2 separate regions of the Homo sapiens genome follow, and region 1 is linked to region 2. Evidence: chromatin contacts called from ENCODE Hi-C or POLR2A ChIA-PET data. All regions are on one chromosome and are shown on one strand. Each heading gives the region's core, a stretch centred on a gene start or an enhancer-like site at or near the end of the contact. The rest is flanking DNA. Distances are from core to core; before and after follow the strand shown.

Evidence for each region. Hi-C counts contacts between places; a loop is a spot of excess contacts on that map. ChIA-PET counts read pairs that join two places held with the same protein, here RNA polymerase II (POLR2A). Pooled maps may share reads with other maps.
Region 1: a loop to region 2 is called in a pooled map, with 9 times the contacts of the local background. The contact joins two enhancer-like sites. A Hi-C loop is called at or near these places in 4 of 37 single-sample maps with no recorded cell type and 4 of 50 pooled maps. POLR2A ChIA-PET finds 5 or more read pairs at or near these places in 1 of 52 experiments (GM12878).

Annotation. Positions count from the first base shown.
Region 1 is chr2:208,312,281-208,316,794 of GRCh38, reverse strand. It overlaps PIKFYVE (phosphoinositide kinase, FYVE-type zinc finger containing), which reads right to left. Exons shown (of 42, transcript NM_015040.4): 13 at 4,500-4,514; 14 at 2,372-2,501; 15 at 1,422-1,602. Among named protein-coding and RNA genes, the nearest start is that of PIKFYVE, 48 kb to the right of the region's middle. Within about 2 kb of position 1,519, at least 5 of the 41 ENCODE cell types and tissues checked have a DNase peak (open chromatin) inside an H3K27ac peak, as active enhancers do.
Region 2 is chr2:209,523,741-209,528,935 of GRCh38, reverse strand. The region is part of intron 2 of MAP2 (microtubule associated protein 2); the gene reads right to left. Among named protein-coding and RNA genes, the nearest start is that of MAP2, 100 kb to the right of the region's middle. Within about 2 kb of position 3,020, at least 5 of the 41 ENCODE cell types and tissues checked have a DNase peak (open chromatin) inside an H3K27ac peak, as active enhancers do.

The DNA of each region.
Region 1 (4,514 bases), core at 270-2,769, 1.2 Mb after region 2:
TGATCTATATCTCTATTTTGGTACCAGTACCACGCTGTTTTGGTTACTGTAGCCTTGTAGTATAGTTTGAAGTCAGGTAGCGTGATGCCTCCAGCTTTGTTCTTTTGGCTTAGGATTGACTTGGCGATGCGGGCTCTTTTTTGGTTCCATACGAACTTTAAAGTGGTTTTTTCATCAGAGAAATGCAAATCAAAACCACAATGAGATACCATCTCACACCAGTTAGAATGGCAATCATTAAAAAGTCAGGAAACAACAGGTGCTGGAGAGGATGTGGAGAAATAGGAACACTTTTACACTGTTGGTGGGACTGTAAACTAGTTCAACCATTGTGGAAGTCAGTGTGGTGATTCCTCAGGGATCTAGAACTAGAAATACCATTTGACCCAGCCATCCCATTACTGGGTATATACCCAAAGGACTATAAATCATGCTGCTATAAAGACACATGCACACATTATGTTTATTGCGGCACTATTCACAATAGCAAAGACTTGGAACCAACCCAAATGTCCAATAATGATAGACTGGATTAAGAAAATGTGACACATACACACCATGGAATGCTATGCAACCATAAAAAAGGGTGAGTTCATGTCCTTTGTAGGGACGTGGATGAAATTGGAAATCATCATTCTCAGTAAACTATCGCAAGGACAAAAAACCAAACACCACATGTTCTCACTCATAGATGGGAATTGAACAATGAGAACACATGGACACAGGAAGGGGAACATCACACTCTGGGGACTGTTGTGGGGTGGGGGGAGGGGTGAGGGATAGCATTAGGTGATATACCTAATGCTAAATGACGAGTTAATGGGTGCAGCACACCAGCATGGCACATGTATACATATGTAACTAACCCGCACATTGTGCACATGTACCCTAAAACTTAAAGTATAATAATAATTAAAAAAAAAGAAAGAGACATAAAAAAGTTAAAAAAAAAAATCGCAAAAAATGTCATAATGTTTTAAGAAGTTTATGAATTGGTGTTGGGCCAGATTCAAAGCAGTCTTGGGCTGCATGCAGCCCACAGGCCACGAGTGGGACAAGCTTGATCTAAATAAAGCAAATTACCCACTGCTTTTCCTCCAAACAGTGATCACAATCTGTGAGAACAGGCTTTCTCATAGCTGACTTGTCAAGAAGAGGAAGCAAGAAAGGAAGAACCTATCTCTGTTTGGGTTCCCAACTCATCTCCGATATAACTCATCCTTTCCATTGACCTTTCACTTCCTATGCGTGGCTTCCATGACTCCTAAGTGCGCTGCTAACAAAGCAGACAGCAAAACCTCCTACTCCTCACCTAGCACCCCTCAGGGTAATGACTCTTTTCAGATTACCATTAAGACAAAAATTACAATCAGTCCTGCCTCATCAGTTCCTAGCATTAGTAAAACATTAGCAGAGCTCACTTTTTTGATGTGGACAAACTGACGGATATCCATGTCATCATCCTGGTTCTTGACATCAGGTCGGACTGTCTGAACAACCTGGCAGACCAATGACACGATGATGTCCCTCCAAGATGATGACAGTGAGTCACTATGGAGCAACTGCTGGAGTAGTGCCATCATGTGGTTATGATTAGCTGAACTACAAAAATATTATAAGAAAGAAGTTTGCATAGTTAATACTGCCAGAGACAATAATTCTGATGATAAAACAAACAGCCTACAAAGAAATAAACATTTCAATTACGGCTCACAGATAAGATTTTCTAGGTCAATATCATTCTTTCATTATATCTGTACCTTAAGGATTTTGCATATAAATGAAATCTGAATATCTTCCACTAAGAAGTCCCCTGCAATTGACTGAAATGAAATTTTAACACGTAAAATGGGGACAGACAAGCACAGTTTGGGGCTTTTGTTTTTGTTTTTTTTCTCTGAGACGAAGTCTTGCTCTGTTGCCTAGGTTGGAGTGCAGTGGCGCGATCTCAGCTCACTGCAACCTCCGCCTCTTGAGTTCAAGCAATCCTCCTGTCTCAGCCTCTGAGTAGTTGGGATTACAGGCCAGCGCCACCACGCCTGGCTAATTTTTGTATTATTAGTAGAGACGGGGTTTTACCATGTTGGCCAGGCTGGTCTCAACCTTCTGAGCTTGTGATCCTCCCGCCTCAGCCTCCCAAAGTGCTGGGATTACAGGCGTGAGCCACTGCACCCAGCCGGGGCTCTTGGTTTTATAAGAAATTTAATCACAAGTCAAAATAGACTGTATTTCCTAAGTAACCTTAGTATTTTTTTACTTTCTAAGGAAAAAGAAAAAGACCTCCCTTTTTAAGAGGAATGATGCATATGCTTATCAAGTCACTGAAGATAATAAAAGTGAAAAATTAAAATTAAAAATTTCATTGCCTTACAGCAACCTCTCCATGGCTTGTTTCTCCCCATTCTCCTCCCTCAGGAGCTCCAGGTTGTTATGATGCCAGCCCAAAGGTGTGAAAGGCAGCTCTTTGGATTTTTCCTCTACTCGGCGATTAAATAAGGATTCTAAGTACAATATAAAATAAGAAGTTATTACTTCATTGTCCTGTTTTATACCATCTACTCATATATTTAGAAATTGCCCTTTGTCTTTATAAATGTTTTAAGTTAGCCAACATAAATTATTGGTGTAAAAAGGCAAGAACATGTAATAAACATATAAATAAAATGCATAAGAAAATACTTACAAATACATAAAATACACTAAAAATACAGAAATGCAAGAATTAAGAAGAGCAGTAATTGGCAACAGCCAAAATCAGAAACAGAACTGTGAAAATCAAATGTACGTAACTAAGACTCTCAAGCCAATAATTATAAGCACAGCTTCTGAAAAGCAAATAAAATGAAACTTTTGCTTCTCCTTTTAATTTTTAAAAACGAGGGTGTTAATTTCCCCTTTAAAATCACAAACTGGGCCGCGCGTGGTAGCTCACGCCTGTAATTCCAACACTTTGGGAGGCCGAGGTGGGCAGATCACCTGAGGTCAGGAGTTCGAGACCAGCCTGGCCAACATGGCGAAACTCCATCTCTGCTAAAAACACAAAAATTAGCTGGGCGTGTTGGCACACGCCTGTAATCCCAGCTACAAGGGAGGCTGAGGCAGGAGAATCACTTGAACCTAGGAGGCAGAGATTGCAGTGAGCCAAGATCGCACCACTGCACTCCAACCTGAGTGACAGAGCGAGACTCCATCTCAAAAAAAAAAAAAAAAAAATCACAAACTGAAAACTGCATTCAACAGAAATCTGAATGCTGGCAAAAGAACACATGATAGCGAGAGTGATGAATTTTCAAGAAAGAAGCTCAGCTCAGATATCACAAAACAACAGATGACAGTGTAGAAAGTCTATTCAGACAATCCTCAATAGTGTTTCTCTTTCAATATTGGCACAGGGGTTTTTTAACAAAATTTTAGCAAGACAGACTCAAAAACATAAATATTAAAACATAATAAATAGCATTTATGTAGAATTTGTGTAAAATCTTTAAATTTTTTAAAGGATGAATGAAAATAGATAAGACAAAAAATAAATAATAAATGCTTAACAAAAAAATATGTTCACTAAATAACTGTTGAATAATCTGACCAAATAAGTGGAAAGAAAAGAAGTGGGAAATGCTTACAAAAATTCTCTAACCTGTCCCCTCTTAAAAGCAAAACAAACAAACAAAAAAACTTCCACCAAACAGCCCAGCAGATTACACAGTAAAGTATATGTCCATGACATGTGAAGTACAAGAATTGCACATTTCAATTACATAAAGGGCCACTCTGTAAACTTCTAGCCGAACCAGATGCTTGGAGATGAATTTAGAAGCACTGCCAAGCTATCAGATAAGCTGCAGTGGCTCCTTGTACCCGCTTGCCTTCTCTCTTTGATCTGAAACCGTGGGAGCCAAGAAGGAAGAGAAATTTTCTCCCATTATCTGAGGCCTAACCAGTGGAGTACTATGGACTAAGAATGTCTTTACTCTAGGAAGCTAAGCTAAGCTAAGTAGGGAAGGAATAGGAGAAGGCTAATCTCCTTTTGTGTCCAAAAGAAATTTATCATCAGAGTTAGTTCTTTAACCTCTACTGCCTGCTTCTCTTCCTCACTCCACAGGGCAAGCAGCATCCTTAACTGGAGATCTGCCTGTGGGCTTTTTGACAAATTTGACAATCCTTGATGATATTTATATCAATACTTAATATTATATTCACAATACAGTTAAGTGTAAACTATGTCTTTAAAAGAATTAAGTTCAAATTCTACTTAAAAGTTTTTAAACAATTACTTTTCACATCAGAGACCTCCTTCTCGCAAACCAAGTCCAAGTTTACATTCTTGGTTCTCAACATTCTCTAAATCATTATATATATTAAAAACTGTGTTCCCATGATACCACCATAATCAAATATATTTTCAGCACCTTCTCTGTGCTAATCAATGTGCTAAGCCCTAAGTATATCCTCATGAAAAAAAGAGACACCATTCCACATACAGCTTTTTATAAAATTACCTTTGATGAAAGCGT
Region 2 (5,195 bases), core at 1,771-4,270:
ATGTATATATATGTATGTGTGTATATATGTGTGTATATATATGTATATACACACATATATACATATACACACACATATACACACACACATATATATACATACATATGTACATATACATATATACATACATATGTACATGTACATATATACATACATATGTACATATACATATATACATACATATGTACATATATACATGTATATTTATGTACATATACATGTATATATATATAGTCCTAAGATGACATGGGCTCAGCTATTCTTCCAGGTCCTCTTTTGAGAAAGAACCCAAGTTCTGATGCTCTTTCAGCTACAGTGAAAGGTCTGGGGACTAGAAGTCAAGCATTCAAAAGGCTGAACTGTCAATATGTTAACCAAATTATAATCAAGTTAAGAATGAAATGTGGCAACTGAAATATTTTCCCATAAATGACAGAAGTGGTTTTAATAAAAAAGCAAATATAACATTATATTGCTATTTTATAAATTAAAGCAGATTTAGTACATAAAAATTTTAAAGTGAGGAACCATTCCTATCTTTCTCTAAAACAGAATTACATAGAATTTCCAAGAAAGAAGACTATATAATATCTACGTAATATTTCCCATTCTAAAGAAGTTTAATTTTTAGCTTTACATACAATTACTGATTTTGAGTATTTGTCCTGAAGAGCTGTGGCTCACCTACAACAGGTTCTAGGGTTGAATTTATACATATACCATGTGGGAAGTTTGGGGGGATGAAGGAGGTAGGTATACACTTAAAAATAAATGGGAATTACAGCCCAGTCTTCTAGAAACTTGAATTTGCATATTTTCTGGGGTGGGCAGGGGGGGAAGATGGCTTCTACCTTGCAAGATTCTACAGGGACATATAATCTATGCCTACCATGCCCATAATTTAATAAATAAATGTTAAGCCCCTGCATTAATTTAGAGAGAGAACTTCGTATAATATGAATCTTTTTGGATCTCCTGAAGAAATATGCCCAGAGAAATTACAGGGATTTTGAAAAGTTAAAAACAAAGCCAGGAGGCAATCTATGTCTTCTCACTGGTTCTCAAACTTCAGCATCAGAATTACTTGGAAGACTTGACAAAACGCAGGTTACCGAGCTGCAGCCACACATTTCTGATTCACTAGGTCTGGGGTGGAGCCCAAAGATTTACATTTCTAACAAGTACCCATGTGATGCTGATGGTGCTGGTTCAGGGGACACTCTGAGAACCACTGTCCTTCATGAAGGAAGGGCATAAAGAAGCCAAATCAGGAGCTCAGCTCTCACCTCTAAGAGGGCACAGCCACACATGGTGTCACACTAAGCACCTGAGAAAGATCCATAAGAGATGGTTCCTTAATCAAGTATGTAACCTCATTGTTGTGAAGAAAGCTGCTAGTGGGATGGGAATTGTGGGATGTGGTGAGAAAGAAGAGAGGCGGAGTACACGGCTGCGAGGGGAAGACCAGACAACAGTAGGCATCGGTGTATGCGTGAAAATAGTGACTAAATTCATATTCATTGAACAGATATTATTGAGCAACTATGATGTGCCAAAAACTTGGCTAGATGTTAGGGACTCATCAGTGATCAAAACAGAAAATGTTCCTGCTCTATGAACATTCTAGTTAGGTGAAACAATAATTAATTGTACAAAAAAATATATCAGATATATCAGTAATATAGAAATGCTATGGAGAAAAATACAGGGTAGAGTAAGTGAGGATTAAGTGTTCTTTTTTATTTCTACACAGGGTGATACAGGAACGATGTCCACCAGATATCACACTAAGAACTGCCACAAGAAAATGAGACAATTCTAATGTGTAACTTTGCAATCACTTTTCTCCCAGATGCCAGGATTAGTATAAAGAGCTCCAGATAGTGAGGGTGCAGAATTCATAAAAGTCCATCTGCCTGGAGCTCTGTCCTATTCATATATTCACAAGTCTCCTGGTTTAATTAAGTAAATCTGGGAGAGAAGAAAAAGTATTTGTTGGTTTTGTAGTCAGTCAGCTTTACAGATTCCCCACTATATTCCATCATAGATCTGCCATGGATGATCAAGCTTAGGAAAGACATTTGTACATCTTATATCTCAGGTATGAAATGAAACTTTTCTAACACATGACCATCATCAGAAAACAGGGATGCCGTTAGATTTAGTTACAGTTCTTATTATAGCAGCACTTCCTTCTTTCACTTTCAGGGTGGCAAAAAATAGGACTTAGGTCAGCTAATACTTCTGCAAGGATCTAGTATGAAGATAATCTAGTTAGAAGACACTGTTTGGTTAGTTTTCAATGATCCAAGGAAAGATTTGCCCCAGGGAGAATCCTTGCTCTTTTAAATTTATAAATGCATATATCCTAAGCAAATACTCACGTATTTTACCCAAATAAATCTAGAGTGCTCTTTAAAAAAAAAAGAAAGAAAAAAATAAAGAAACAAACCAAAAAACGAAAGCCTGAGAAAGGTCTCTCAGCCTCCCCCTTCTGTATTTCTCTCTATGTACTCACATGTGGATATTAATTTTATATTCTTTAAATTGGATTTCCCTCCACTTCCAGAATTCTCAGGCACTCAGACATTTAGTGAAATATGCTATTTGCTTTTGTATATTATTACTATTTAAACTCTTAATTTTCTGCATTTTCATGAGGTCACTTCCTAGACTCCTAGTTTCCTCTTTTAAACCACAGCTGCCTCAAGCTGACTATGCTCAAAAGAATAGGACTTATGAAAAAAGTAGGCATTGCTAATCCACTGCTAGTTGAAAATACTTTCTGAATTATCAGACCTTCTGTAAAAAGCCCATGATATGCTTCATTATGTAAACAAACCTCCTCTGTGTTGCTTTTTAAGCTTGAAAATATCAAAATCATGACATAACATGAGAAGAATTCCATTTTGACAAAATGAAAAACACAAAAATTCTTCTACCCAGAAAAAAAAGAAACAGAATGTAATGGGGGAAAATAAATGCAAAAATAGAATTGGCTAGAAACCAGCAACCACAAGAAAAGAAATATGACAGGAAATGGAACTAATCAGTTACTATAGTGAAGAGTTTTTTCCCCAGACTTTCTTAGGAGAAAAAGAGAAATTCTAAAGAAATGTAGAAACTAAGAGTTTGGACAAAGTTATTTATATAATCTTGAACTATACAAAATTCCCTGAGAATGTATATGTTTTTTGAAAGGACAATGGAGTTTTTATTTAGCGGAATTTTGAAAGTTTATCTTCTTTGGGATTCTTTTGGTAAAGCTTTAGTTAGAAGGGTTGGAACTTTTGAGGAGTAATTTCTATATAACTACACTATGATATCTTTTTCCAGAGGCAGAATTATCTTCCTTTCTAATTCAAGGCCACTCGAAGGCTTAGTCCATGCAGGAATGGGCTTGCTTTGTCAGAACCCTCTTCAGCTCAGCAACAGACATTGCCAACAGATTAGCCTTCCGTGAATAACAATTCTTCATACACTGGAAAATTTTTCACATGAAAATTGCTCCTTTGGGTTATTCTCCCATTACAACTTACTTTTATTATTGGGTTATTTTGGTATAGACTATATCAAGTTTTTTAGCTGTTTTATGCCTAGATAAAATTAGAAGACGTCATTTCTAAATATAGATATGAAAAATTAATCTCTATATTAAAAACAAATTTAGAAATAATTGTCATTTATTTGCTAGTTGTTTTGTGACTCTAAGTTTTAAAAAAATTAGTAGCTAATTCACTTAACAAAAGTCATTTCCAAAATGTTTGACAACCTCTGAGCATGTCTACAGAGATGGTAGATACAGAATAGTCTTTATTTAATTTCTAATATCCTACTGGAAAAATATGGATAAAAGCTAGAACGTATATTAAAAATAATACGGCTCATCTCCATTTAATTTATATACAAGAAAACCCAGGTCTCAAGATTTGAATTTCCTTATTCAAGGTAACACAGCTGCTTAGCAGACGAGACAAAAATTGAAACCAGGTCTCTGGATCCCAAGGGACACTGATGGTCCCTAATTATCATGGGGTAAGAGAGATCCACCAACAACCAAATAACAAACACAACAGGTAATGAATTGAAAAAAAAATTGATATTAACTTTTTTCACACCCTTTGTAATCCATAGAAGCTTATTCATAAATAAATTAGTGAATGTCTTGTGATTCAATTGAACCAACATTTCCCAGTGTTCAGGCAAGACAGAAAGACTGAAAAGAGGATGAATGATGAAAAGGTTCCTGAGTCAAAGTAATTTATTGAATTTTTCTTTTTCCAGCTCTATTATTTTACACATATAATAATGAAAGTTGATGAATGTATACTTTATGCAAGTGTGTTACATATATTACCTGGTAACATATTATATTGTATAGTGTATTGCATGTATTACCTTATTTATTTCCTTTTATTGCTATTATCTTAATGTTTAATCTCATGTTTCGAGGCTACTAACATAGCAATTATCATAAAGCTAACAGCCAGCATTTGAAACCAAATCTAAATGATTCCAATGTATATCTCTATCCAGTGAATTATATTGCTTAATTGTTGAAAACTCTCCCTGACTCTGGATTATGTGTGTTAAAAATAAAAAAAAGAAAAAAAAGAAAAAGACTAAAGAAACTACTTCTGCCTGTTGAAAAAAATCATATTTCTAAAATTAGATACAAATAACTATTAAAATTGATTCTAAATTGGGATAAATAAGATAAACAGGACTTTCAAAATGAATGCCTTTATGCATCACTGAGCATCTAAAATGCCTTCTCAAGGTTTCCATGCCAACCTTTCTAGAATGCTAAAATAAGCTGTGAAACAACATTTACTCATACCACAATATGTAGTTTTTGATGCACTAAATTGTTTCGCTGCATTTAATAAAAAAAAAAGCTCAAATAAATTTTGAGTATTTAGCAAATGGGGGAAGTAAAAATGGTACCAGTCATCAGTGAGCAGGCAAACAATGTAACTTTTGTTTGTCTAAATGAGACAAGCCTTAAGAAGGACTTAAACGGAACTTTTCATTTCTGCTAACATCCTTTTTATGTATATCCATAGTTAGTCATCGCTTTTCAAAATAGAGTTTTATAAAAGTTATGTTTAAATTATAAACAACACTAAGCACTTAACACTGAATATATAAAAGACAAATTTGGAAATCTAGGGCACTTCAATCTTTGATTCGGA